Linked DNA regions of Homo sapiens: regions 1 and 2 are each linked to region 3. A link is a loop called in an ENCODE intact Hi-C map of the cell type or tissue named here. Cell type or tissue: endothelial cell of umbilical vein. All regions are shown on one strand. Each heading gives the region's core, and the rest is flanking DNA. Links, peaks and the distances in the headings are about the cores only.

Region 1 (10,115 bases), core at 3,246-8,245, 270 kb after region 3:
TCCTCCATTTTGTTTTCCTCAGCCTTTTTTTCTTCTTTTTGAGATAAGGTCTTGCTCTTGCCTAGGCTGGGGTGCAGTGGTGCGATCACATCTCACGATAGCCTTGAACTCCTGGGTTCAAGTGATCTTCCCACCTCAGCCTCCTAAATAGTTGGGTGGAACTACAGGTGTGTGCCACCATGCCTAGCTAATTTTTCTTAAGTTTCTGTAGAGGTGGTGTCTCGCTGTGTTGACCAGGCTGGCCTCCTGTCTTCTGATGGCTTATTCTTTATCATTGGCAAACAAAAATTTCCAAAAAATAATCATACTCCCCATTTTAAGATAAAAAAGGGATGTTGAGGCTATTATATGAGTAATGGTGGAAAACAAATAATTAGCATTGTTTTATATCTTAATCTCAAAAGTAGTTTTCATCAGTTTTAACTTGTCGAAACATACCTGGTAAGCCTCTATTATCATCTGTACTTTACAGAAGGGGAAATGAAGGCAGAGAAAAATGTGTATGTCTTGTCTTGCCTAAAGTCAGACACTGAATGGTCAACTAAAAAGGACCTGGAGCAGAGACAGAATTAATTCACTGTCTTTCATCCAGGAACCATTGATCTTGGGCTGCAGGTGAGCAGTGTTGTCAGTGGACAAGGCTTTCTGAAAGAATTCTTGATTCCCCCTCAAAACTGAACTAATTTGAAATAAAAGGATATTTTACTCAGGTAGATTCTTTGGTCCAGAGAAGTTTAATGATGACTGAAGCTTTGACCACATTGAGGAAACTCAAGGTTTCTAAAATAGATTCTTTGATAACTAGTTAGGCCTGAGTGTCCAAAGAACTTTTGATATTACTGCTATATTAGTAGAGTTTATTTGCGGTATGAATTCTTTGATGTCTAATAAGAGCTGAACTTACTCGGAAAGGCCTTCCACACTCATCACATTCATAGGGTTTTTCACCTGTGTGGATTCTCTGATGCTGAATAAGACCTGTGCGCCCACTGAAGTCTTTCCCACATTCTTTACATTTATAGGGTTTTACTCCCGTGTGTACTCTATGATGTCCAATGAGATGTGAGCGCTGAATGAAGGCTTTTCCACACTCATCACATTTATAGGGCTTCTCTCCCGTGTGAGTTCTCCTGTGTTTACTAAGGTCTGAGCTATGACTGAAACTTTTCCCACATTCATCACATTTATATCGTCTTCTTTCCCTCTGTTGCCATTCTGATCTGCCCTCATTTTCAATAATATCTTTGGACTTAGGATGCTGAGGAGTATCTTTGTTCAGTCTGTCATTTATCTCCCCAAGGAATTCCTTGTCTTTGGGCATATCTTCCTTCTGGAACAACTCTTCATTCTTAGTCCTAGTTTTATCACCTGTAACAAACAAACAGTACACAAACGGGTCCTATTCTATGTTTGAGAAGCAAACAGCCTATGGAAGAAAGAACATGTAAATGTTATAAATGTGTTATAAAATAATGAGAAGTCACATACAACACACATATCAAATATTTGGTACCATCTTATTTTTGGTATCATCATAGCACAGAGTCACAATGTAAGGAAGAAATTAAGAATTAAGGAAGATATCAGCAGAACAAGTTGTTTGAGAGTAGATTAAGAGAAGAAAAGGCAAAAATAGAGCTCAAGAGATAAGTTAGCAATACTATGTAAGGGAAGACGGATAAATGAGGGGACTATAGATATGCCAAGGATAATTAGAGAGACTGGAGAACAGAGATGGGGAGGGAGGTAAAAGTTTGGGAGAAACATGCAGGGGCCTGAAACATAGGTGGCAAGTAAAATCAAGTAAAAGTGAATGGAGAGGATAATAGGATTTGGGGTCTGAGAGGAATATAGTGAATAGGAACCATCCAAGGAGGGGAGTGTGTTTGAAGGATAATAATTAGCTGGAAGCAGGAAGCATGACAACATGCAGGTCAGAGTAAATAGAGGAATGAAAAGGAATAGGAAATGACAATGGATAGTCAGTGTATATGCTGGGTAAAATATTTTTTCCTGAAACTGATGTCCTTGCTGTCATCACCTCCTGTCTAAATCCTAGCTCGGTGGTTTCTAACCTTATTGTGCATCAGAATCAGCTGGATCGTTTATTAAAACACACATTGCTGATTTTCCCTCCTACAGACGACTCCTTATCAGAATCAAACTCAGAGCAGTTGCTATTCTTAGAATGTTATTCTCTGATGCTATTTTTTTTCACCGTTTCTTTGCCTAAAATGTCACCCCCTTTCAGCTCCCACCTGACCTTCTCAGCTCAAGCAAGCCTACTCTGTGATATTTTTGCAGGTGCACCTCAGGGATAGCTATCCTCTTTGTAGTTCACGGTGTATCTCTAGTATGGTAATTATTACACTATTGTAAGTGCTCACTCTCCTGCTTCTTGAAGAGAAGTAATGTAAGTGTCTAACCTTTGGATTCCTTACATTTAGTATAGTGTCTGGCATATAGCTGCTATTTAGTAAATACTCAGTGAAAGATGAATGAATCAAAAGACAGGTTGAGCCAGGCACAGTGGCTCATGCTTATAATCCTAGCACTTTGGGAAGCTAAGGTGGAAAGATCACTTGAGCCCAGGAGTTTGAGACAAGCCTGGGAAACATAGTGAGACCTCTCCTCTAAAAAAAATAAAATAAAATAAAAATAAAAAAGAACAGATAGGAGGTTCTTAACGTCACTTCTAAAGCCAAACAGTAACCAGCACTCCACTCCTAGAGTTAAAGCACTGAAAGGCTTCTTTACATTACATATAATTAAATGTCATCCTTTCCAGATAGCAGCTAGGAACATCTTAGCTCAAAATAATTTTTCAGATTAGACAAATCATCTGGTAGGGATCCTACAGGATGGGATATTGGTAAAACTTAAGTAGTAAGAATACAAAATAGGCTAGAGTATAAGGAACTACCCGGAGAGGCATTATTAGACATGGGAGCCTCTAGAGAAAGGGTGGTGAGCACTGAAAAAGGTAGGGTTTGGATAAACTGGAATTTAAAATTCACCAGCTTTTTAATGTAGCCTGGGGATACACTAGACACCCTAGTTTGTAATTAGGGAGCTGGGATGGGGGATAAAACCCAATTAATTTGACATGCAGATAAAAACAAGAAACTTTGCTGTATTGACTGATCATTGTCTCTCTTCCCTACTTCTTTCATCATGGGAATGTGTTATAGATTGACTTGTCTTCCTCCACAAATTCATACATTGAAGCCCTAACCCCTTTCAAACATTACTGTATATGACGATAGGGCTTTAATGAAGTAATTAAGGTTGAATAAGGTCATAAGGGTAGGACCCTAATCCAATAGTACTAGTGTCCTTACAAGAGGAAGAGACACCAGGAGTGTGTGTGTACAGAGAAAGGCCATGTGAAGACACAGCAAGAGGTCTGCAAGCCAAGGAGAGTAGCCTTACTAGTAACTAACCCTGTAAGCATATTCATCTTGGACTTCCAGCCTCCAGAACTGTGAGAAAATAAATTTCTGTTAAGCCACCCATAAGTCCATGGTATTCTGTATGACAGGCCTCGCTGACTAATACAGAGTGCCATAAGTTCTCCTGTCTCAAAATGGAAATTTAGGGGGATTTGGAACAAGAATCATTAGATAACAACAGAATTATAAGGATATTAAATAAACTCCATCCTCATCCCTTGGGCCAAATAGCAGCTTTTTTGTCTAGTGAGAAACTAAAATATAACTCCATCATGGAGCAAGGGTAAGAGGAGGATAAAATTGTCCATAGTGAGGTGGAGGACAAGCAGGAAATCTTTAAAAGGAGAAGATGAAAGTGAGAAAGTTTTCCTCTAACCTAAGGAAGTACCTCTACCCTCATACACTCAGAACTGTTCCTGCTTACCATTCCTTTGTGGTTTCCCAGCTTCCTGCTCCAGCTGGGTCTTTTTGGGATGGAGCTGGACAGTCAGTGATTCATATGGCCTTCCCAAGGGGGCCAACTTGTCCATGAGTATGTCCCGTCTTTCTGAATTGCCTGGGACCTAGGGAAAATGAGGTGTGTAAGGTGAATTTTATGGAAACTTAAGTAACTTCAGATAAAACAATCAAATGAAACATCTTCCAGGGACATAGAAAGGGGGGACAAATTCTCATTTCATTGTAAATGGCAATAATGGCTAGGAGAAGGAACAGAGGCTAATCTCTACAATTCAGGACACTAGAGAGTAAAATTCAACGTCTCTTCTTTCATTGATCTGCAGAAGTCCAGGATCAGAGCACTGGGATTTGGAAGGTAGCTTAAAAATCATCTAGCCCAACTTCCAGCAAATGGGAGCATTTCTTCTATAACCATGCTATCCGATATGGTAGTCACTAGCAAAATGTGGTTACTGAGTACTTAAAATATGGCTAGTACAAATGAGATAAGCTAAATGTAAGATACATACCAAATTTTGAAAATTTAAAGCACAGATATCTAAAATACCTCATTAAAAATATTGATTACATGATTAAATATTGTGGGCTAAATAAAATATATATTTCACCTTTTTTTTTAATGTGGCTACTAGAAAATTTAAATACATATACAGCTTGCATTATATTTCTGTTGGACAGTCCTATTCTGCAATATCCTTGACATCTACTTGAATCTCCGCTTGAATACCTATATGGAAAGGGAGTTTCTTATGGGGTAGCCTATTTTATTTATGGGTATCTATGAATGGCAGAAAATTATTTCTTTTCCTCTGATACCTGATTGCCTTTTGGTAACTTCCCACTGATCCTAGCCTTCCAAACAGGCATAGAATCAGTCTAGTGACTCTCCTCTCTTTACCCAGCCACACTTTAATTATTTGACATAGGTAGTCAGGTCCCTTCCTATGCCTTGTTCTTTAGAGGATAAATATTTTCAGATGTTCTTTCATATGCCTTTTGCTTTGGCTCCATCCATATCCCCTGATCACTCACAGCCAGATGACTGCCCCTTCACACCTGCTTTCCAGGTTCATCAAGCTCTCTCTCCAGATCCTCCAGTACCGTCACTGCCTCCTCTCCAGTCTCTGGATGGTGTGCACGCACCCATGCTTGCAGGTCTTTAGGAAGAATGCTCAGGAACTGTTCTAGCACCAGCAGGTCTAAAATCTGCTCCTTGGTGTGGCATTCTGGCCTCAGCCACTGACGGCAGAGCTCCCACAGCTGGGTAAGAGCTTCACGGGGTCCAGGTGCATCCTGATAGCAGAGCTTCCTGAAGTGTTGTCTATAGAGTTCCCTCCTGTGAGGACTGCACTTTTGTGAGCTGGAATCCTGTCCCCAGTAATGGTCCTCTGCCTTAATTATCAGAAGTCCTTTTTGGTCCTCAGGTTCCAGGGCTGTGGTCATTCTGGGCTTTGCCAGGAGATTTATCCTCTATCTGGGATTGAGTCAAAGAGAATCTCTTAGAATCCTGCCTCAGAGACACTCCTAAGGCATAAAAAGTTGTTACCATAGAGAAATTACAAAAATTTCTGTGAACATAAACACATCATAATGAAGCCAAGCCACCAGAAGTCAATCAGAGAAAACAGTCTTATAGGAAGCTGAAACAAAACAAAACAAAACAAAACAAAAAACAGTGACGCAGGGATATGATTTGAATCTGTGCTCTATTGTGTAACTTAGAGGAAGTTATTTATCTGGACTAGAACTACAGATCCTCAGGTACAATTCTCATGTGTGTTACAGGGTTGATATACAGATTACATGAGAACGTATGCAACGTCCCTGGCATGGCAGCGGGCACTAGTAAGCACTAAATAAACGCCAAGTATTATTAACGGCTTTGTTAAAAGGCTCTTCATTCTGTTACCATGAGATGCACGGGCCAGCTTGTGCCCCCAGGATTCACTGGTTATAGGATATGTGTGCCAACCCTGGAAGGGGATCAGACAGATGCCTCTGCAGAGGAACCCGCAACCAGTGTCCCCCTTCCACCCATCCTCTCCCGGAAGGCTGGGCCAAATCCTCTCCTGTAGATCTGTTGGGGGGCGGAGGGAGGGACAGGAGTGTTACACTCTGCCCGCGACAGGGAGGTGTGGGGAGGGTGTTGCTGCTGACCACAGCTGCGTCTTGTCCCCTTTTCTCCACCTGGGAGCCGGGAGACACTCACCTTACGCGCAGGGAGGAACAGGTGCAACAGCTAGCGTCCTTTGGACAGCCCCGAACAAAGACTAGACTCAAAGACACCAATCGGCGCCCGGCCGCTTCAGCCGGGCACTTCCGGGCCGCTCTAGGAAGCTTCGCCTCTGTGGCAGCTTGAGTGCTTGCCTCCTCGGCCCTAGCCAGTGGAGGACCCGGCTTTTACGCCTCGTATTGATGGGATTGCGGGATCTGCGAGCAAGTCTTATTTGTACTTCTTTAAAACGTTTTTCGGTTTAATTATTGAGTAATATGGATAAGTAATGCATTCACATACATTTATTAAAAAGAGTAAATGTCCCCCAGCGTCTAGTTTGACAATATTTTTCGTGACTTGTATATCCTTCCGTAGATATATTACACCGTTATAGATTGTCCGCGCTTTTTCCCCTCTGCACAAATAGTAGCACTTCTGTACCTTTCTTATTTTTCTTTTTACCAGGTGGTCTTGGTAAAGGCTGTACATAAGTGTTTCCTTGATCTTGCTCTTTTTTAAACAACTGCACGGTATTCAACTGTGTATTATGTTCTATAATTTGTTAATAAGTACCCCATTGGTGGTCATGAGGTTGTTTCCAATTCTTCTTTTTCAAACATTGCTGCAATAACTTACTGTGAACTCACATCATTTTTCATGTGTAAGGATATATCCATAGTCTGTATGTCTAGAAAGGGAATTACTACAGCATAGAATAGGGAAATTTGTACTTTTGTTAATGCCAAATCACCAATCATAGGATCTACTAGCAGTATTCTTATTTACCTATACTTGTCAACACAGTGTTATAAAATATTTTGATCTTTGCCAAATTGATGGGTGAAAAATGCTCTTAGTTTTTTACTCCCTCTTCTCCTTTCTTACACAAATATTGATTTATCTACTATGCCAGGCACTATTGTGGAAGCTGGAACTAATTTTGAGCAAAACAATGCCCTTCCTTTCATGGAATTTATAATCTTGTGTGTGTGTGTATGTGTGTGTGTGTGTGTGTGTGTGCTGGGGAGGCAGGCAATAAACCAAAAAATATACATAGTGTATAGAGAGTGGATATCAGTTCTAAGGAGAAAATAAAGGAAATAGGGAATTTGGGGTGAGAATGAAGTGATGCAATTTAAATAGGATATTCATGGAGGACCTGACTAGGAAATTGACATTTGAGCAAAGATTGAGGGAGCTGAGGGAATGGGCCATCAGGGATAAAGATGTTTCAGGGAGAGGGATAACAAATGCAAAAGCCTGGAGTGGAGTGTGTTTTAAGTATTTTGGGCAAAGGAAGGGTGCTTGTTTTTCTGGAGCTGAGTGAGCAAAAGAGCGTTGGGTGGAGAGATAGTGAGAGCCTTGGGTGAGTGCAAGGGTATTTTTACTCTAAAATGATAAAATGATAAGCTACTCAGTTTATTTTCTTTTCTCTTTTCTTTCCTTTTCCTTTGTTTTAGGAGATGGGTCTCACTCTGTCACCCAGACTGGAGTGCAGTGAGTGGTGCGATCATAGCTTACTGCAGCCTGAAACTCCTGGGCTCAAGTGATCTTCTCGCCTCAGCCTCCTGAGTAGCTGGAGCTACAGGTGTGAGCTACCCAGCATGGCTCATTTGAGATTTCTGAGTAGAGAAGTAACATGATTAAACTTGGGTATTGAGATTATTATTTTGGCTGCTATGTTAACAGTAGACTTGAATGTGAAGGGGTTGGGCAAGGGCAGAAGCAGGGAGACAGGTTGGAAAGTTGGAGTGGGAAGGGCCTTTTTAAGAATAACACAAACCCCTAAAGACATAAAACTGAAAAGGCCATGGAGGAAAAGATAAATGAAACTGGCCTTGTAAAATTGAAATATTTGAATGAAAAAAGTAAAAATAAAATATAAACTAAAAGTAAAATATGCCACACATCTAAAAGACACAGCTGATTTTCCTGATATACAAAGACCTTTTATCTTACCAAAAAATAAAAATATGAACAAGCCAATAGAAAAATAGACAAAGTACTTAACCTGCATGCATTTATTGTCAGGCCTCTGACAATATGATACTAAGCCATCATAGCCCCTGTGACCGCCACGTATACATCCAGATGACCTGGAGCAACTGAAGAACCACAAAAGATGGCATTCCACCATTGAGATTTGTTCCTGCCCCACCCCAACTAATCAATCGACCTTGTGACATTCCCCCTGCCCCCGACAGTGAGTCTCATGATCTCCCCACCCAGCACCTTGGCACCTTGTGACCCCCGCCCCTGCCCACAAGAGATAACCACCTTTAACTGTAATTTTCCACTACCTACCCAAATCCTATAAAACTGCCCCACCCCTATCTCCCTTTGCTGACTCTCTTTTTGGACTCAGCCCACTTGCACCCAAGTGAAATAAACAGCCTTGTTGCTCACACAAAGCCTGTTGGTGGACTCTCTTCACACAGACTCACTTGACATTTATAGAACACAAAATTAAGAATAGTGAATATGAAAAGGTTCACTAATAAGAATTTAAACAAAACAAGAAAGATTTTTAAGATTGCTAAAGACAAACGATTTATAATATTCAGTGTTAGGAGGTGTGTGGATATACAGGCATACTTAGTTTTACATTTTTAGAAGGTAAGACTTATTTAGAAGGTAAGAAGTTGTCCATACCCCTTGATTCAACAACTTAGCTTCTTGGAATTATCCATATAGAAATGCTTACATAAATGTTTGAACGTATGTACAAAGAAGCACTATTTATTTAAATTGGGAAACTTGAATGCCTAACATTTGGAATTTAAATTTTTATATGTCTATTCATTAAAATACCACCCAGTTTTTAGAAACTAAGAGATGCTAAAGGTATATTGAGTAAAATAAAAAGTTACAAAAGATATGGTATGATTGTTTTTGTGAAAATTATTATCTTAAAAATGTTGGCCGGGCAAGGTGGCTCACACCTGTAATCCTAGCACTTTGGGAGGCCGAGGCAGGCGGATCACGAGGTCAAGAGATCGAGACCATCCTGGCCAACACGGTGAAAGCCCATCTGTACTAAAAATACAAAAATTAGCTGGGCATGGTGGCATGTGCCTGTTAGTCCCAGCTACTTAGGAGGCTGAGGCAGGAGAATCACTTGAACCCAGGAGGTAGAAGTTGCAGTGAGCCGAGATCATGCCACTGCACTCCAGCCTGGCGACAGAGTGAGACTCTGTCTTAAAAAAAAAAAAAAAATTCACTATGAGTATCAGTTGGGGGTAAACTTAAGGAGAACCTGCATTTTATACATTATATATTTCTGGAACATTTCAATTTCTTATGAAGATTTGCTACTGGTATAAATGGGAAAAGATAATTGTTCTTAAAACCCTATTTATTCTCCACAACCTATAAAAAAATTTTCCTGTTTGGAGAATTTCATCAATATCTATTTTCCTCCTCTGAAATTCTTTGCCTGACAAGTCAAAGATAAGTAATGCATTCACATAAATTTATTAGAAAGAATAAATGTCCCCAGCATCTAGTTTGACAATATTTTTTTGTGAAATGTATATCCTTCCATAGATATATATACCTTTTGTAGATACATACCTTTCATCTTAAAGGAATTATGCCTTGTAAAAGGGTATAATTCCTTTAATATGAAAATCAGATTCAACTTCTGTGTGCTTTTTAAGGGCAAATATAAGTGAGCAAATAAATTTGTGTGGATTATTTAGAAAGTGTAGATATAAATAATTTTCAAATATGCTTTAGAACACTCTCCCACTCTGGGAAGAAAATTTTAGAAAAAGGATAACCCCTGCATTTCTTTCCATTAGAAGTACATGATCAAAAGACAAAGTCCCTTTTTCCCTTGACTGTGACATAACATGTCCCTCATAGGCAACTGAACAGATAAAAAATCCAGACGATGCTTAGTAATTTCCTGCTTCCCCTTTAGTGCACAGTGTATTATCAGTATGTTTTGCCCTCTTTATTTAATATCTTGCTGAATTAAATTATCT
Region 2 (10,115 bases), core at 2,002-7,001, 89 kb before region 3:
CTCATTAAATAAAACAAAGAAGGGTACTGCAAAATGCTAAAAATTACAGTTTAAGTGGAGGTAAAGATTTTTGGTTTTTTTGATATTCATGCTCAAAATAAAGCAGCAACTTTCATTCAGCAGAAATTCAGTGGAGACACAAGTAGAAAGGCAGAGACAATTTAGTAATTGACTTCAATTTATTGCTCTAAGTTCAAGAAATATCAGTGGACAAAGAAATAAGTAATATTATAAAAGACAAATAAGAATAAAACATTGACCTGATAGATATCATAAAATTCTTTATAGAGAAAACACAATTTTTAAATTGCCCAAAGAAATTAAAGAATTGACTATACAATGATCTAATAAGAAAATATCAAAATACTTTTTAATTTAGAAAATTAATACTGTGCTAGAAAATAGAGATAGAAATCAGCATCAAAATATAATCAGAAAAGTATAAAATGTTATACTTAATGTCAAATGCTTCTAAAAATATCTTTGCTCAAAGAGAAAATCAAAACTAAAATTACAGGCCAGGTATAATAGAATGTCAATAAGACAACATATATCATTACTGTGGAATGCTACAAAAGCAGGTCAGAGGGGAACATTTGTAACTTAAGTGCATTTTTTAAGTAAATGAGAAAGACTTTAAATGACTGAAATGCTGGTGAGTATTTCTCTTCAGAAGCAAGTAAAAGACCAACAAAACATACCAAATGAAAGCAGAAGAAAGGAATCAACAGAGAAAATCTGTTTACATGCTAGGAGAGCTAAGAAAGTTTTTTTTGTAAATAAAACTGAAATACAAATCTGTGGAATGTCTAAGGGAAAATATAAACTTAGAATTCAAAATTAGTGAAGAAGACACATTTACAAATAGAGATGAGATGTGTATCTCAAATAAAAAGCATTTTTTTACAACTTTCTACCTCTGTATCTGATAATCCCTGATAATCTAAGCATAGTGAATGAGATAGGATTTAGGACAATATAAATTACCAATATTGATGTGATAATAATAAATAACATTGATTGAAGGCTTGCATGGCCCAGGCATCATACTAGAATTTTAAAAGCAGTAAGTCATTTAATATTCAGTATCATTATCTCTCAACAAATAAGCAACTGAGAATCAGAGGCACTATATGACACACTCAAATGACACATCCTCACAGAATAATAACCACGGTAATAGATGAAGAGGCTGTCAAAAGTCTCTTTCCATTTCTAAGCCCCATGAAAAGGCCCCATTCTCTTAGGCCAAGTGCTGTCAAATTGTCAAGGATCAGGTAACTCTTCTGGGTTGAAAAGTTTCAGGGCATAAGAAGTGGAAAACTGCCTAATCCATTCATTAAGGTTACCAAAACCTGACATAAATAGAACCCAAAGTAAAAACAAAACAAATCAAATGAGAACAATCAAATTCATACATCCAAAGATCAACATATCAAATAAAATGTTAATAAGTGTACGGACCAGCCCCACAGGGTCAGTGGGTCTCTCCCTGTGTGCAGCGACGAGAAAGTGTAGAAATAAAGACGCAAGACAGATAAAAGAAAAGACAGCTGGGCCCGGAGGACCACTACCACCAATGCGCGGAGACCGGTAGTGGCCCCGAATGTCTGGCTGCGCTGTTACTTATTGGATACAAGGCAGAAGGGGCAGGGTAAAGAATGTGAGTCATCTCCAATGATAGGTAAGGTCACGTGGGTCACGTGTCCACTGGACAGGGGGCCCTTCCCTGCCTGGCAGCTGAGGCAAAGAGGGAGAGGAGACAGAGAGAAAGACAGCTTACGCCATTATTTCTGCATATCAGGGACTATTAGTACTTTCACTAATTTACTTCTGCTATCTAGAAGGCAGAGCCAGGTGTACAGGATGGAACATGAAGGCGGACTAGGAGTGTGACCACTGAAGCACAGCATCACAGGGAGACGGTTAGGCCTCCGGATAACTGCGGGCGAGCCTGACTAATGTCAGGCCCTCCACAAGAAGTGGAAGAGCAGAGTCTTCTCTAAACTCCCCCGGGGAGAGGGAGACTCCCTTTTCCGGTCTGCTAAGCAGCCGGTGTTTTTTCTTGACACTGAGGCTTCTGCTAGACCACCGTCCGCTCGGCAACGGGCGTCTTCCCAGACGCTGGCGTTACCGCTAGACCAAGGAGCCCTTCTGCTGGCCCTGTCCGGGCATAACAGAAGGCTCGCACTCTTGTCTTCTGGTCACACCTCACTATGTTCCCTCAACTCCTATCTCTGTAAGGCCTGGTTTTTCCTAGGCTATGATTATAGAGCGAGGATTATTATAATATTGGAATAAAAAGTAATTGCTACAAACTAATGATTAATGATTTTCATATATAATCATATCTAAGATCTATATTTGGTATAACTATTCTTGTTTTATATTTTATTATACTGGAACAGCTCGTGTCCTCTGTCTCTTGCCTCGGTGCCTGGGTGGCTTGCCGCCCACAAATAAGTAGAATCTGGCTAGTGTGTGTAAGAATAACAAATTCAACAGAACCAAACAAAATTCACTCCAATAATTCCATTTTATTTTAAGTATCAAAACTCATTATTTAACAAATACCACATAGTGGTTTCATGACTTCTGTGGCTAAACAGGCTAGAACCTCCACACCCCAAGAGATTAGAGCCTTCATCCAGCGCTTTGGACTGCTTAGCCACTTTGCCTCCACGAAAAGCAATTATTTTAGAACGTTGTGTATATTACCTTCTCTATTCCCTTTTAACATACACTCATCAGGAATTTCATGTCCTCCAAACTGGCAAAAGTAGAGTTAAAATTGTGTGCACAGACCGTCTCAAAGATTCCCACCTGCCAAACATCCATCCTGATTATCTACCCTGTTATGAGTCCTCCCAGATATTGAGAAAAGACAGAATTCTTTTCGGGACGTTCATTGCCCCTCTCTCCAGCCAACCAGGACCCAGGAGACCCGAGTTTCGGTCCCAGCGCTGTCTTTTATGTTACCCGGGTGTGAAGCAGGAGGTAGCCTTTACACCTGGGAGAATAAAATCCATTCGCTTCTAGAAAAATCAGTCATCGAGAAAACGCTTGAAAACCCCCATGGACGACCTGGCTCTGGGACTGAAACGGCGCTTAGTTGACGTCTCATTTTTGCCGGCTGCGTTTAGGAGTAGGCAGCAGAGAGTTATTTTTAATGTGCACAACCAGAAAACAGAGGACGTCCCCATCCCCAGCCCCAGCCTCCCATCTACCCACCTAGGATTCGAGTGCCTGCTTTTTAATAAAGTCCTTACTATGAAAGACGTGGAAAGAAACGTCTGTACAGACAGATCTACTTTTTGCTCAATGTGTTCAGGGCCTTAATTCCCAAAGTCCAGGACGGGAATCCTTTTGCGTTATGCGTGTCTTCGCATACTACCGGGCCCAGAGAGGCTGTGTCCTGCCCTCTCCAACCCCACGAAAGCGTTCTGGGCGGGTCCCGGGTCTCCCCTCCCCAGTCCCAACCTCCTTGTCCCTCAACCCTCAGTCGTCTCAGTCCCCGCCTGCCCTGGGTGCCCTGGGCCCCGCAGACGCACCTGAATTCCCCCGGCCCTACGTAGGGCCTGCTCCTGGACGCGGAGCCGAAATCGGTTCAAAGCCTGCGGGCGGGGCTCCTTGCAGGTCCCCGAAAGAATGAGAACCGGGACCCCCCCCCCCACCACCGGGACGTGGAAGGACGGGTTACAGAGGAGAACGCGTTATCTCCTCTGGGAGGCGATTTTCAGAACTTACTGCGGGAAAAAAAAAAAAAAAAGAAAAGAAAAAAGAAAGAACCCCCCCCCCCAAAAAAAAAACAAGCCCAAGAGGAGCAGAAGAAAACAAAGGGTGGGAGAAAACTGGGACAAATTACTTTTTCTTGGTCAGTCTTCAAGTGTCGACCAAACTCCTTGAGGCCAAAGCAGTGGAGTCCTGCTCCCCGCCCCTCCCCCACCTCCGCACCCCTCCTGAGAGGCCCCACGTGACACAGAACTTTACTGGCCTCTTGAAAATGACATCACAAGACCTTAAGAAGAGCTAAACGGGCTGCCACCTGTAGCTGAAGAGTGCCTTAACGCCGAGGCCCACGGCTCCATGCGAGAGATGCCTGTTCCTTCTCTGATAAATTTGGCAGCTTCACGTACCCTAAGTGAGTGACTTTCAAGATTCAAAGGTTTTTTAAAATTATGTATAGATATATTCCTTTTAATCGTCTTCACGTATTGTATAGCTTTCTGTAATGCTCTTTCTTGGATTAATAGAAAAATCCTTTGACACTGTAGACTGCCGAATACGTTTCCCCGTGTATTCGTATGTCTTCAAAAGATACTGAGGAAATGAAGTGTTTCTCGAGTTGACATATTTTTTGAAGACAGCAGATAACTAACTAAACTCATTTTGTCAAAGTAAAATGAGATAGATTCACCTCTAAAGAGTGCTTCCGCGTGGCTCTATGGCTTAGTTGGTTAAAGCGCCTGTCTCGTAAACAGGAGATCCTGGGTTCGACTCCCAGTGGGGCCTGATGTTTTCCAGAGAAAATCAGCTGTTTCTGAAAATTGTTTTCTTGACGAAGAACTGCGTCCTCCCACTAATTGCCAAACATTCTCACCAAACTTAACAGCAGTAGAACACAACTGGATAAATCCCAAGTTGTTTAACTGCATCCTGCTCAGATTCCTTACTTTTAAAAAGTAAATTTTTAGGAGGAAGACAATGCAAATGCAAAAAGTGCGAAAGAATAATGCATGTGACCCACCTCAATCAATTTCGTATGTCTTGCTTTAAACTGTGGTAAAATGTTTTTGAGCACTTACAATGTGTTACAGTTTAAAGCATGTAGATAACTGTTGTAGGCATGCAGATAAATAAAATCTCTCTAGATTCTAAAAATCTCCAGCTCTATAATTGAATTCATAAGATAAGAAATTAATGAACAACAAACCCATTAGTAGCTACAAACAAAAATTAGGACATTTGCAGGGGCATGCTTGCCTTTTTTTTTTTTTTTTTTGAGATGGAATCTCGCTCTGTCACCCAGGCTCCAGTGCAGTAGCGATTCTCATGCCTCAGCCTCCAGAATTGCTGGGATTACAGGTGTGCACCACCACGCCCAGCTAATTTTTGTATTTTCATTAGAGACAGGGTTTCACCATGTTGGCCCGGCTGGTCTCCAATTCCTGCCTCAAGTGATCCGCCTGCCTCAGCCTCCCAAAGTGCTGGGATTACAGGTGTGAGCCACCGCGCTTGGCCTGTTTTTTTACTTTTTAATGAGAAATATTCACAATGTGGCTACTATGTTACTCTAAGTATCATAAGTAGCAACGTAAAACATTGGAAAATTGTCCCTATGTTTGGACCTCACTGCTGTTCATTTTGATTGGGACCTTGTTGAACTAGGTCACATCGGCTGTATTCAAACCTCAGCTGCTACATTTGATGGCTAAGGGACCTTTAGCAAATTGCTCTAGCTCCATGGGCATCACTTTCTTCACATGTGGAATGGAAATAGTAATAAGCCTACCTAATATAGTTGATGGGAGAGCTTGTTGAGTAAGTATACAAAATATTTTAGAAGGATATTTGGCACCTAAACAAGCAATAAAGTTCACTATATTGTTGCTTTTTATAATTTTTCTTATTTATTGAACAATTAGGGACAAGTGTTTAATCCTTTTACTCTGAAACTGCCTTTGCAAACCTATGACAGTAGCATAAATCTGACATGGCTGTGGCTGACTCCATCTTGCTTCTAGCCTCATGGGCTGGCTGTCTTCTCTCATTTCTGGGCATGGACCAAGTTAACTGTGGAGTCCTAATTGGGAAAAGGAGTCAGACTGGCGGGACCAAGGGAAAGCAAGAACAGAAAGCAGATAAGCTATAAGTCTGCCTTTCTTCATGGTCCAGGACACATAGCCCTCTTGTACAAACAACTCACAATCTTCCTGTGCTCAACTATCACCACACACCTGCAAGGCAGTTCATTTCAACTTTGGCATTATCAGTACTGCACAAAGCCCTCTTCAGTTTACAGCATAAACCCTATTCTGTAAAGTCTCCAGCAAGCCTTTGTTTCTTTGCAGTCAGCTTCTCTCATGCTGATTTAGCCATTGCTTTCTTGCAACCTATTTTCATACTTTCTCTAATAAATCTGCCTTTCTAGGGTCTTTGCAGAAGTAATCAAGTTATGATGAGGTCATTCTGGATTAGGGTGGGGCATAATCCAGTGACTGGGATCTTTACTCGAAGAGAGGGAGGTTTGGACACAGAGACACAGACATAGTGGGAAGACGGCCCTGTGAAGATGGAGGCAGAGATTGCAGTTACTGGCCACAAGCCAAGGAGTGAGACTGCCATTGCAAAATTATAACTGAGAAAATTATTACAGTAAAAGAGATCTGACCTAACTGACTCCATCTTGCTTCTAACCTCCAAGCTGTCCTTGTTCATTCCTGGGTGTAAGCTGCAGTAACTTTGGGAGGAACTTAGTTTATAGTTTAACTTTGAAACAGGATGATAACAGCCCTTTCCCAAAGCAAACCCCCTTCCTGCCTAGGGACTAGACTGCTTTTGTAGGACTAACAAATTAGCCACAAGATTAGAAATTATGGTTTAGGAGTCATGCGGCTGGAGGCTACAAGATTCTGACACTCCCCAAATTGCTACTGGGGATAACATCACTATTCTATTGTAAACCCTACACTCAATGGATCAGCTGTACCACCCAGGTCAGTAAACTGGCTCATCTGATCTTGTGGCCCCACCTAGGAACTGACTCAGCACAAGAAGACAGCTTCAACTCACTATGCTTTCATCTCTGACCCAACCAATCAGCACTCCCAACTCACTAAACCCTACCCACCAAATTATCCTTAAAAACCCCAATCCCCATGTTTTGGGGGAGACTGATTTAAGGAATAATAAAACTCCAGTCTCCTGTACTCCTCTGCATGAATTAAACTCTTTCTCTATTGCAGTTCCCCTGTCTTGATAAGTTGGTTGTGTCTAGGCAGCAGGCAAGGGGAACCTGTTAGGTGGTTACAGGAACACCAAGGATCTCTGGCAATCATCACAGTTGAAAGAGGCAAGGAAGGGTTCTTCCCAAGAGCTTTTAAAGGAGCATGACGCTGTCCACATCTTGATTTTAGACTTCTGGCTTCCAGAACTGTGAGAAAGTAATTTCCTATCACTTTAAGCCACCCAGTTTGTGGTAATTTGTTATGACAACCCTAGGAAACTAACACAAAACATTAAAACAAAATTAGTGATTTATACTAGCAAGTAAATGAAATCTATTATTTTTCCTAAATAACAGATGACATCTGGGATATTCACACCTCAACTTAAAATTACAAACCTAGGGTATTCCACTTCTTTAGTTGTTTTACAGTAGCACAGAATCTTGGAAACCCTCTCAATTCTTTTTCTTCTTCCTAGTTTGTTTTTTACAGGCCACTACACCTGAAACAGCCATTGCAAAATTATGACAGTAAGAGAAATCTGGCATGCTGACTTCATCTTGTTCCCAGCCTCACTGGTTGGTTGTCTTTGCTCATTCCTGGGCATGGGCCAAACTAATTTTTGGAGAAATTTAGTTTATAATTTAAATGGTAATACCCCTTCCCAAAGACTAAACTGTTCTTATAAAACTAATGAAAGGCCACCAAGTTAGAGGATGAGAAGGGTCTGAATTCTAAATAACTACCAGCCATTATTCTGGAGGTAATATGATTTGCAACTTCCCCAATTACTCTTGCAGATAACATCACTATTGCACAACCTACAATATGGTGATGTCTTTTCAGGTTTTTGCATTTCTGACAACCACGTGTCCTCACCTGGACCCGCCAACCCATCCTGTGGCCTCCACCCAGGAACTGACTCAGCATGAGAGGACAGCCTCAATTCCCCATGATTTCATCTCCAACCCAACCAATCAGCTTGCCCCCTACCCTGGTCCCCTGCCCACCAAACTGTCTTTGAAAAACCCATAACCTCCATGCCTTCAGGGAGATAATTTGAGTACTAACGCCATCTCCCATGGGGCATGGCCGACCTCGTGTCTATTAAACTCTTTCTTTACTGCAATGTTGTGGTCTTTCTGGGTGCAGTGGACAGGAAGGACTCCTTGGGAAGTTACACACCTATCCCCACAATGGTGTAACTCTGTGAAGTTGTCCCATGAATCGCCCTTGGCTGTTTGGAGACATCTAGTAGATTACACCACCATTCCATTCCCAGCAGCTAATAACTGACGGATGGGGGAAGGAGTATAAAAGTCAAGTCCCTTGACTCAGTGACCACTCTGCTATGCAATTTATATTCCAGAGCCCCTGTCTCATGGGTCAGGCCAAAGCTAGACTTTATGTGAGACCACATCTTTGTTTTGTTACTTGTTCTTCCCCATCCAGAGGATCATTTCCTCAATAAATCACATACTCATTAAGGCACATCCTTTGTCTTGGGGTATGCTTTAGAGAGTCTGACTTTGCTTCCCAGGCTGGAGTGCAGTGGTGTGATCTCAGCTCACAGCAACCTCCACCCCCCAGCCTCAAGCGATCCTCCCACCTCAGCCTCCCAAGTAACTGGGGACTATAGACGCAGGACACCATGTCCAGCCAACAAGTCCGGCCTAAAAAGACTTTCAAAGTAAATTTCTGGCCAGGCATAGTGGCTCACGCCTGTAATCCCAGCACTTTGGGAGGCCGAGGCGGGCGGATCACGAGGTCAGGAGATCGAGACCATCCCGGCTAAAACGGTGAAACCCCGTCTCTACTAAAAATACAAAAAATTAGCCGGGCGTAGTGGCGGGCGCCTGTAGTCCCAGCTACTTGGGAGGCTGAGGCAGGAGAATGGCGTGAACCCGGGAGGCGGAGCTTGCAGTGAGCCGAGATCCCGCCACTGCACTCCAGCCTGGGCGACAGAGCGAGACTCCGTCTCAAAAAAAAAAAAAAGAAAAAGTTCAGGCATGTTTTAAAACTATGAAGTCCACATCTTTATCTGAGTGACTGCACACATATATGATAACATAGAAGACAATATATATATATACACATTCTTTCAATGTGTGTATGTGTGTGTATATATATATATATGCATAATCATTGAAAGGATTAAAATCACAGAGAGTTTTTTCTTGTACACAGCAAAATAACCTGAACATCAATAACATTTGGAGATATTTGAGAAAGCCACACATATCTGGAGATTAAACCATGGAGTTCTAATAACCCATAAGTCAAAGAAGAAATCACAGAGAAATTAGAAAACACTTTAAACTGAATAAAACTGAAAATACAACATATCAAAATTTGTGGGATGCAACAAAAACCATACTTAGTGGGATAATTTTAGCATTAAACATTTATATTAGAAAGGAAGAAATGTCTCTAATCAATGTTCTCATCTTCTGCCTTAGAAACTTAGTAAAAAAGATAAGCAAATTAAATCCAAAGCAGGCAGAAGAGGAAAATACTAGAGTAAATGCCAATGAAATAGAAAACTGAAAAACAATAAGGAAAAACAATAACGTCAAAAGCTGGTTCTTTGAAAAGATTAACAAAATTGATACATTTCTAGCCATACTCTTCAGGAAAAAAAGAGAGAAGAGACACAAATATCACAAATGACAGTAGCCTGGGCATGGTGGCTCACGAACTAATTCCTGAGCAACATACCGAGACCCCATCTCTATATTTAAAAAATAAAAAATATATTAACAGAGAAAAACAAAAGAAACAAATGAAGGAGTAGATATCACTAGAGCTTCTACAAATAACAAAAGGACACAAGGAAATGTTATGAATGTATTTTACCAATAACTTTGACATCATAGATGAAATGGAAAAACTCCTTGAAAGACACAAAAAGTGTATTCAAGAAGAAATAGATAACCTAAATAGACCTACATCGATTAACTAAATTAAATCCATGCTTTATAACATTCTTACAAAGAAACAAAATCTGGCCCAGATGGCTCCAAAGTAAATTCTACCAACTTTTTAAGCAATAAATAATATCAATTTTACACAAATTATTTCAGAAAGCAAAAAAGGAGGCCACACATCTGAACTCACTTATCAGGCCAGCATTACCCTAATACCAAAACCAGACAAAGCCATACAAGG
Region 3 (10,115 bases), core at 2,602-7,601:
ACCTACAGAATGGGAGAAAAATTTTGCAATCTACCCATCAGACAAAGGGCTAATATCCAGAATCTACAAAGAACTTAAACAAATTTACAAGAAAAAATCAAACGACCCCATCAAAAAGTGGGCAAAGGATAGGAACAGACATTTTTCAAAAGAAGACATTTATGCAGACAACAGACAAATGAAAAAATGCTCATCATCACTGGTCATCAGAGAAATGCAAATCAAAACCACCATGAGATGCCATCTCACACCAATTAGAATGGCAATCATTAAAATGTCAGGAAACAACAGGTGCTGGAGAGGATGTGGAGAAATAGGAACACTTTTACACTGTTGGTGGGAGTGTAAACTAGTTCAACCATTGTGGAAGACAGTGTGGCGATTCCTCAAGGATCTAGAACTACAAATACCATTTGACCCAGTGATCCCATTACTGGGTATATACCCAAAGGATTATAAATCATGCTACTATAAAGACACATGCACACGTATGTTTATTGTAGCACTATTCACAATAGCAAAGACTTGGAACCAACCCAAATGTCCATCAGTGATAGACTAGATAAAGAAAATGTGGCACATATATACCATGGAATACTATGCAGCCATAAAAAAGGATGAGTTCATGTCCTTTGTAGTGACATGGATGAAGCAGGAAACCATCATTCTGAGCAAACTATGGCAAGGACAGAAAATCAAACACCACATGTTCTCACTCATAGGTGGGAACTGAACAACGAGAACACTTGGACACAGGGCGGGGTACATCACACACCGGGGCCTGTCGTGGGGTGGGGGGATAGGGGAAAGCATTAGGAGAAATACCTAATGTAAATGATGAATTAGTGGGTGCAGCAAACCAACATGGCACATGTATACATATGTAACAAACCTGCACGTTGTGCACATGTACCCTAGAACTTAAAGTATAATAAAAAATAAATAAATAATAAAAAAAGATAAAAAAGAAATTGTTAACTATAGCCTATAAAAAATTACCTTATACTGTATACATAATAATTTCCATAAAAATTGGAGCTATACCTGGCCTAAAATTTAGTGCAAGTCCTCAACATCAAGCTTTTTCCTAACTGGAAATTTAAATATCAACTACAAATTGAAAATTGCATGTTGACTATGTCATTGAAACGAAGGAAAGTTAATATTCTTAGGAAATAGTCTAATCAAACTGTTACAATCTGGTAAACATCTGATCTTGTTATCTATTGCTGCATAAATAGTTACTCCAAAACAGTGGACAAAAACACACCATCATGTTTTGGGCCAGGAATTTGGGGAGGACTTAGCTGAGAAATTCTTCTGTTTCATGTGGTGTCAACTAAGATCACATGCTGGTATTCATCTGGCAGTATAATTTGTCTGGAAAATCCAAGACAGCTTCACTGCCATGCCAAGTGCCTTGGCAGGGACAGCCAGAAAAGTGGGCTTAGCCGGGCTGATCTTCTCCATGTGGTCTCAGAGCTTCTTTATGTGGTCTCGGAGACACACAAAGCTCACTTTGGGGTCATCTTTTTGGCATCTTGAAGGATTCTTGCAACTCAGTCACTGGAAAGCAGGGTTGGCAGACTTCTTCCATGGTGGCTCAGGACTTCAAGAGCAATTGTTCTAAAAGACAAAAAGTGAAAGCTGCTGCTCTCCAAAGGCTCAGGCCAGAAACCACAGCATCACTTTTGCAGTATTTTATTGGTCAAATTAATGATTAACCCCACTCAGATTCAAGGGAAAGTGACATAGACCCCACATCTTGATGAGAAATGCCAAATAATTTGTAGTCATCTTTAATTTTCCACAATACCTTTATCCACCTCAGATTTAAAGTCTGAAGGAAAAATAAGCCTTTTTTTGAAATCTTTTCCCAAATAACTTTTTTCTCAATTGTCTCCATCCCCTTTCAACCTCACTAAATAAACCTGGCACAATTATGAGCTAATCAAGTTTATACATGCTTTCATTTTCACAAAGTAACAAAGTGAGCTTCCAATATTACAGTTTTACCTTTTCTCTTAGTCTTTGAGTCCTAGATCTCAACATCTGCTTTTTTTCCCTTTTAAGTGCAGTTAGAAGGCTTATCAATATATCACAGGAAGCTTTCTCCTTTTTAAATGTTAGAGTTATTTTGTTAGTAAAATGGCCAAAAAGTGTTAGTAATAATGTTAGACAAAAATTGTTTAAAATAAAGGTATTCTGGAGATCCATTTTGTCTGCTCTTTGTCTCTATATCCTTGTGTTTCTCTAGTGTCAAAAGACGGAGATTGGTTTTACTCGGAGTTCTGTCTTAAGCTCTCTTTGTGCTTAGATGCTCTTTTCTTCTGGCTACATTGCATCTGTGACAAAAAGTTGACTGTTTCACCTAGGTCCCTGGGAACTATGCCAAGTCAATCATCCTTGGTGCAAGCTGACTTTTTAAGTGAGACTTTCATATCAGCTTCTTACAGTAAGTCATGCCAAGTGGAACTTGGAAAACAACTGCATTGCAAAAATCCTTCAAGATGCCTGGAAAAGGACCCCAAAGTGAGCTTGAGGGACACTTCCAGGTTGAATTCAAGTTGTTGTCCAATAATTTCTCTGTCTGTTGTTTTCTGAGATGTTCTACGGCTTCAGGTGAGATTTGAGCCCTGGCACGGTGTGAGGAGGGATCTCTCTCTCCCTTCTCCGCAGACGCCCTGAAAGAAGAATCTATAGGGCTGGCAGTAGGGGGCAAAGGGCACTCCAGAAATCTGTCCTAGGCTGTTTTTTAGCACCACACACTTCATGAGATATCTTAATCATTTTAACCATTACTGAAAGGTGGAAGGCTCCAAAATATGGATCTCAAGCTAACTCTCTTCTCATGACTCCTAGACCCACAAATCCCTAAACCAATCCATTAACAAATAGCAACATCTACAGTGTAATGCTTCCTAGGATTTCGAACTTAACATGGCCAAGCTGTGCTCATAAATTTCTTCTCAAAATGCTACTTGTCATTTAGTGTCCCCTGTCTTGGTGGAGGGACCACCATCCTCTGACGATACCAGGCTTTTTTTTTTTTTTTTTTTGGTTCTCTTATCCCCCACATAATCAATGATGAAGCCCTGATCCATTTTTCCTCCTGAGAATTTCTCAATTTCATCCCCTCATATTTGGCATTTTAAAAATCAGGCCTCTCCTGATCTCATTTAATCTTGTGTGTGTGTCACTTCATATTTTTGTCAAAGTATCTTTGAGATGGATTTCTAGAAGTGGTATTGCAGGAACAAAGGGTAAACTTACATATATAATTTTGCTGTATAGTATTATCTTTCATACCTATGGGTTGTACCATTTTGCATTCCCACTAGAATGTTAAGAGTTTCTCCTTCCTCATGAGTAGAGCATGCTGTCAAACTTTTGTACCATTGCCAATCTGATGACTAACGGTGCCTCAGTCAGCATAGTTTTTAATTTGTATGTTCATATTTTGAGTGAAGTTGAACATATTTACAGATGTTTGAGGGCTGCTAGCATTTCTTATTCTGTCAACTATTTATTTCTTTTGGCCATTTTCTCTATTGGGTTATTGGTTATTCTCAACTTTTAGGAGCTCTTTAGGTATTTGGAAAACTAGCCCTTGCCTGTGATATGTTGCAAGCCTTTTTCTTTCCTTATTTTTTTTTGACAAGCAATACATTTTATTTTCATGTAGCCAGATTTATTATTTTTATGGGTTTTAGATTTTGAGTCATATGGTTAGATAATGTTTCCCTATTCCCACGTGTTAGAATTATTATTCATGTTTTCTTCTAATACATGTATAGGTGGATTTTTTATATTTAGATCTCAGATCCATTTAGAATTTATCTCTATTGTGATGTGTGGTGGGAAATACAAATCCAGTTTTACCTTTGCCAAACGGTTATCATCCCAGCACAACTTCTAAGTTCTTCATTTCCCTGTTGATATGTGGTGTCACCTTCATCATTTACTCAATATCCTTACATACCTGGATCCATTTCTGGTCTATTCTTTCTCTCTGTTAATACACTAAAATTATATGGGTATGTTCCAGTATCTGATAAGGTTGACCCTCACCATTTTTCTTTTTCATGGGTTTCCTGGCTATTCTTATTTCCCCACATGAATTTTATAATCAGTTTATCTAATTCCAGAACAATATTTGTTGATATTTTTGTTGGAATACTACAGTTGCATACGTATTTAGGGAGGACTGACCTCTTTGAGTCTTTCCAAGAACCTCATATCGCTTTCTGTTTGTTTAAATGTATACTTGGCCTTTTAGGAATGTTTTAAAGCTTTCCCCATAGAAGTTTTGTTCATTTCTTGTTAAGTTTATTCCTAGTTTCACTTTTTTGCTGCTCTTGTAAATATGGTCTTCTCTTCCATTATATCTCGTAACTCGTTATCATTGATTATTCACATATATGAAGGTCGTTGATTTTAGTGTGTTAACTTTATATCTTGCTATTTTACTAAATTATCCTTTTTTTATAGTTTTTCCATTGAACCGGGTTTTCTGACATATAATCATACATCAGCACATAAAAGAGAACATCAAAAGAATCGTGGATGGCGAAAGAGCCGGCAGAAACCAGCCGGCTGGCCCTTGAGAAGTCTGTGTGGAAGAAGTCCCTTCGCCACCGCTAAGCGCGGATTTGGGAAGGTCCCCCGGAGAACATCCCTTTGAGGCATCTCTAACCTCAGAGACACAGAATCCCAAAGTGAATGGAGACGCAAGGGATTTCCCTGTCTTAAGATCAGTTCTACAAGCCTCGACCACCCATCGGGTCGGGGGAAGTGTGGACAATGGCTGGGTAAAGAAGAGGAGAAGATAAACCCGTTCCATTTACCAGCGGGCCTGAAAGCCATCAACCTTCCTCTCACGTAGACGCGCGGAAACACTACCGAGTTGAAAGCCCCTTTCGCTCCCTTCCTAGAGCGGCCGCGGAAGTGCGCCCCGCGCGGGCTGGTTCTTAGACCCCCCGTGGCCGCTTCCGGCCTTTGTGGGTCACTTTTGATGGGTTCCGGGTCCCAAAAGGGTTCGAGGCCTCTTGCCTTCGCTCCGTAGGAGGGAGTTCTCTTCTGGCCCTGGGGGCCGCAGGTGAGCGATGTTGTGCTCTGTACGCTGCGAGCAGGTGGGCGGGAGATTGCTGTATTCCAGCTGCTGGGCCCCTCAGGCCCTGGCCGGTGCAGAGTGGACCCCGGTCCTCCCAAACCCAGGCGGATCCGCGGGAAGCTCTCCCTCCCCAAAGTGCGTTGGGACATTAGGATGAGGGTTTGGCTCCCAGTCTCTGCAGCAATTCCAGGCTGTAAGGCCCATACCTTCCGCGTTTGCTTCGGGCTGTGTATCCTTGGGTTCAGCGCTTACCGACATTTCTGGACAGTGGTGGGTCACAGACGCTCGCCGGCGTCCTAGGGACCCTTTCCTGGGCCTTCCTCACTTCAGATTATAATCACAGACCACGAGGTTAGAGGGAAGCCTTAAAGAGTAACCTCTTCAGCCTTCTCACTTTATAAATGAAGAATGAGGAGCAGAAAGATTAAGTCCCTGAAGAAATAAATTTACATGACTGTAGCTTTTGTGATTTCATGGTTTCCACCAGACATCTGGACATTCAAAAGATAAAAGTAACTAATCAAGGATGTCCTAACCTTTTGTTATTATTATTTACTTGATCTAAATGTTAGTTTTATTCCATTTGTCTTTCATTTAGGACCAAATGAGAATAAGTTTACCAACAAGTCTTACTCTTAAGTCCTGAAACAACTTGGCACCTTTCCTCAGTCTTTCTCTTTAAATTAGTCTAATCTTTTTTTTTTTTTTTGAGACGGAGTCTCGCTCTGTCGCCCAGGCTGGAGTGCAGTGGCGCGATCTCGGCTCACTGCAAGCTCCGCCTCCCGGGTTCACGCCATTCCCCTGCCTCAGCCTCCTGAGTAGCTGGGACTACAGGCGCCCGCCGTCACGCCCGGCTAATTTTTTTTTTTTTTTTTTTTTTGTATTTTTAGTAGAGACGGGGTTTCACCATGTTAGCCAGGATGGTCTCGATCTCCTGACCTCGTGATCCGCCCGACTCGGCCTCCCAAAGTGCTGGGATTACAGGCGTGAGCCACTGTGCCCGGCCTAAATCGGTCTAATCTTAAGTCTTTTCTATCAGAGTATTTTTCTGAGTAAGTATTGTACATTAATCCGGAGGTCAGATTTCAAAGGTCATAGTTAAGTTCTCAGAATTTGCAGTTTTACTTTATGGTGGAGTTTGTATTAATAATGATGGCTTATTCTTCAGGACTGTCCAGGAATACAGTTTCCAGGTGAGATCTTACTTGAAACACCGGTAGTTCTAGCACAGCTAAAATGGCATCTACTTGGGCTATCCAGGCCCACATGGACCAGGATGAACCTTTGGAAGTAAAGATAGAGGAAGAGAAATATACCACCAGACAGGATTGGGACCTGCGTAAAAACAACACCCATAGCAGAGAGGTCTTCCGTCAGTACTTCAGACAGTTCTGCTACCAGGAGACATCTGGTCCCCGTGAGGCTTTGAGCCGACTCCGAGAACTTTGCCATCAGTGGCTGAGGCCAGAGACCCACACCAAAGAACAGATTCTGGAGCTGCTGGTGCTGGAGCAGTTCCTGACCATCCTACCTGAGGAGCTCCAGGCCTGGGTGCAGGAGCAGCATCCAGAGAGTGGGGAGGAGGTGGTGACTGTGCTGGAGGATTTAGAGAGAGAACTGGATGAACCAGGAGAGCAGGTGAGAAAAAAGATGTGACTTCTGCTTGAGAAAACATAAATTGTGGATTTCTAGGCCAGAGTGAAGAACAGCCATTTTTTCACAAAGCATGTTTTTGACAGTTTGGTGCATCAGAAAGGGGCATGAGTTTCACGGAAAGTTGGCTAATGTGGTCCCAACTTATTTATAACTTTTCTGTGGAAGGATTTTATATTTCTCTATTAAGCTACAAAATTCTGTTTGATAAACATGCTGCTCATCTTAGAAAACTTCTAAGACAAGAGAAAGTATCAAAGAGATGACAGTAGCAGGATGGGAAGCAGTCTCTTGGAGGGGCATCACTCTGTTGCACAATACAAATAATTAAGAATTAAGGTTTTGCAGATATATCCATTGCTCTGACTCCATTACAGGGTTTTAAAATGAAGACATTAACTATTTCAGGGGAATGAGATGTGGGAGTACAATGGAAAGTTAGTGAGGAGAGCAGGGTGGGGAATCTGTGTTTCTTTGAGTAGCAGAAAGCCCAGTTAGGTTGGAAAGGTGAATTCCAAATAGCAGAGTTGAGATAGTGTCCAGGACCTTGAATCTCAACCTCTGGAATTGAGATTTTATTCTGTAGGACAGATGCCCCTAACCTTTTCTCCTTGAGTCTAAATGAGCTTTACTAATTGTAAGATGTAAAAGAGAACCAAATTATGTAGAACGTTTTTGTTTTGTTTTTAATACTAAAATGAGACAGTGGTTCTCAACCAGTGCCAATTTTGTGCACCAGAGGGCATTTGGCAATGTCTTGGGACATTTTTGGTTGTTATAACTTGGGGAGGTGCTGCTAGTATCTAGTGGATCACTCGGGGAGGTGCTGCTAGTATCTAGTGGGTAGAGAGGGCAAGGCTAATGCTAAACCTCTTAAAACACACAGGACAGCCCCAGACAACAAAGTCAGTAGAGCCAATGCTAGGAACATGTCAGTAGAGCCAATGCTGGGAAACCCCGGTATAAAGAGTTTGAAACTTAGGGAAATAATGAAACAGAAGTATAATCTAGCACTGTGATACAAAATGCAATAGAGAGGGTAGGAACATGTGGCAAAAATATCTAAGTTTGAAATAGGATCATGAGGCCAGGCACGGTGACTCATGCCTGTAATCCTAGCGCTTGGGAGGCCAAGGGAGGTGGATCACCTGAGGTCAGGAGTTCAACGCCAGCCTGGGCAACATGGTGAAACCCCGTCTCTACTAAAAATACAAAAGTCAGCCGGGTGTGGCAGGACATGCCTGTAATCCCAGGTACTTGGTAGGCTGAAGCAGGAGAATCACTTGAACCTAGGAGGCAGAGGTTGCAGTGAGCCGAGATTGTGCCACTGTACCCCAGCCTGGGCAACAGAGTGAGACTCCGTTTAAAAAACAAAACAAACAAACAAACAGAAAAAAGAAATAGGATCGTGAAAGTGTGATTACCAAGGATGAGGCATGTCTTAGGTAAGAACTGTTTGGAAGTGATGACAGATTAGCTCTATTAAATAAAGAAGGAAGAACCAATGGAGAACTCTTTACAGAGCAATGTATTCTAAGCTAAACACTAGGGATTTTAAGCTTGAAAGACTAGTATAATGGAGACACTCCTAACAAAGTTAAAGACTGCAGGAAACAATTAAGCACATATTTACCGAATGTCTGTTTGGACTAGGTACTGTTTTAGGCACTGTGAATGCAACAGCGAACAAAACACAGGGGTTGCTGCTCTCATGTAGGTTCTGGTCCACTGAGACAGATAGTAAATTAAAAATCAACAAACCAGCCTGGGCAACATAGTGAGACCCCCATCTCTATAAAAAATACAAAAATTAGCCAGGCAGGTGTGTGTAGTCCTAGCTACTTGAGAGGCTAAAGTGGGAGGATTGCTTGAGCCCAGGAGATCGAGGCTGCAGTGAACCACGATCATACCACTGCACTCCAGCCTGGGCGACACAGTGAGACCCTATCTCCAAAAAAAAAAAAAAAAATCAACAAACACCTACAAGATGTAGGTGGTAATAAATTCTGTTCAAACAACAACAACAATAAAAGCAGAGAAAAGGAATAGTGAAATAAGTGGGGATTGTGCTGTTTTCTGTAGACTTGTCAGAGAAGGTTTTTCAGATAGGTGACATTTACAGGAGAAATCTGAATGAAAAGAGCAAGCCATAAGCTATCAGGGATAACAGCATTCAGGCAGAGGGTCTTAAAGTGAGAATGTACTTATCATGGTGGAGATGTGGTTGTCAAGGAGGAGATGAAATAAAATGCTTATAAGATTATATTATGTCAGAACTTGTAGGCCATTATAAGAATTTCGAATTGTATTCTGAGATGGAAAGTCATTGGAGAATTTTGAACAGAAGCGAGATATAATCTGACTTGAATTTTAAAATAGTCACTCTGGCTACTGTGAGAAAGTTCCACAATGGGGCTGGGGTAGCCATAGGAGTAAAAGGTAGAGGCAACGAAACCATTTTAGGAGCAATAATAATAAGCAATAATCCAGGCAAGAGATATTGGTGACTTGGACTAGAATAGTAGCAGTGGGAGTGGTAAAATGTGATTGGATTCTGGATATATTTTGGAGCTAGAGCTTGACAGGGTTTGTTTTTATATAGAATGTGGAATATGAGAGAAAGTAAGTTAAGGATTATGCCGAAGTATTTGGTCTGAACATCAGATAGAGTGGATTTGTCATTCATAGAGATGGTAAAGACTGGGAGAGAAGTGGGTTTGGGGTGGAAAGACAGGAATCAAAACTTAGGGTTTGGGCCAGGCACGGTGGCTCAAGCCTGCAATCCTAGCACTTTGGGAGGCCAATGTGGGCAGATCACCTGAGGTCAGGAGTTCAAGACCAGCCTGGCCAACATGATGAAAGCCTGTCTCTACTAAAAATACAAAAATTAGCTGGGTGTGGTGGCAGGCACCTATAATCCCAGCTACTCAGGAGGCTGAGGCAGGAGAATCGCTTGAACCCAGGAGTCGGAAGTTGCAGTGAACCAAGATCTTGCCACTGCACTCCAGCCTGGACGACAGAGTGAGACTCTGCCTCAAAAAAACAAAAAAAACAGGGTTTGGACATGTTAATTTTGAGATTCCTATTAGAATCCAAGCAGAAAAGTTGAGCAAACAACTAGATATAATAAACTGGAATTCAGTGGAAGGGTCTGTGCTAGAACTACAGAATTGGGGCTTTTCAGAATACGCATAGTATTTAAAGCCACGAGATAGGATGAGATCATGAAGGGAGTAATGAGCAGTAGAAACAGAGTAGCTAGGGAGGTACAAAGAATGGGATTCTTAGATGCAGACAAAAGTAATTTGGTTTTAAATGTGCTGAATTTGTATTGCCAACCAGTTCTTTC

What was found. A loop is a pair of places that touch in the nucleus more often than their neighbours do. Peaks named below come from ENCODE experiments on the same cell type or tissue, not always from the same donor. Only the 100,000 strongest peaks of a DNase experiment are listed, where the experiment ranks them.
Region 1: it touches region 3 in a loop (7-fold over the local background); 19 of 110 quality-filtered maps call a loop at or near these places.
Region 2: it touches region 3 in a loop (2.0-fold over the local background); 6 of 110 quality-filtered maps call a loop at or near these places.

What each region holds. Positions count from the first base shown.
Region 1 is chr6:28,120,683-28,130,797 of GRCh38, reverse strand. ZSCAN16 (zinc finger and SCAN domain containing 16) reads right to left here and starts at 6,189. Exons shown (of 4, transcript NM_025231.3): 1 at 6,121-6,189; 2 at 4,968-5,385; 3 at 3,877-4,015; 4 at 716-1,368. The coding sequence starts at 5,354. The coding sequence ends at 848. ZSCAN16-AS1 (ZSCAN16 antisense RNA 1) reads left to right here. Exons shown (of 2, transcript NR_103456.1): 2 at 7,587-9,003. RefSeq lists an enhancer at 6,044-6,545. In endothelial cell of umbilical vein, for the core only: no CTCF peak of the experiment used is centred there; a DNase peak (open chromatin) is centred at 6,247; H3K4me3 peaks cover 1,068 bases; H3K27ac peaks cover 989 bases.
Region 2 is chr6:28,483,390-28,493,504 of GRCh38, reverse strand. It overlaps TRT-CGT1-1 (tRNA-Thr (anticodon CGT) 1-1), which reads left to right and starts at 4,439; the gene lies at 4,439-4,512. It overlaps LOC124901294 (a long non-coding RNA gene), which reads left to right and starts at 4,015. Exons shown (of 2, transcript XR_007059537.1): 1 at 4,015-4,141; 2 at 7,794-8,076. LOC124901295 (a long non-coding RNA gene) reads right to left here and starts at 3,775. Exons shown (of 2, transcript XR_007059538.1): 1 at 3,552-3,775; 2 at 2,518-3,133. In endothelial cell of umbilical vein, for the core only: no CTCF peak of the experiment used is centred there; DNase peaks (open chromatin) are centred at 3,454, 4,074 and 4,404; H3K4me3 peaks cover 1,562 bases; H3K27me3 peaks cover 482 bases.
Region 3 is chr6:28,394,640-28,404,754 of GRCh38, reverse strand. ZSCAN12 (zinc finger and SCAN domain containing 12) reads left to right here and starts at 5,008. Exons shown (of 4, transcript NM_001163391.2): 1 at 5,008-5,098; 2 at 6,282-6,751. The coding sequence starts at 6,350. It overlaps LOC105374998 (a long non-coding RNA gene), which reads right to left and starts at 4,936. Exons shown (of 2, transcript XR_926659.2): 1 at 4,848-4,936; 2 at 472-1,626. RefSeq lists an enhancer at 4,625-4,874 and a silencer at 5,886-5,955. In endothelial cell of umbilical vein, for the core only: a CTCF peak has its summit at 4,963; DNase peaks (open chromatin) are centred at 4,934 and 5,654; H3K4me3 peaks cover 1,301 bases; H3K27ac peaks cover 1,069 bases; H3K27me3 peaks cover 378 bases.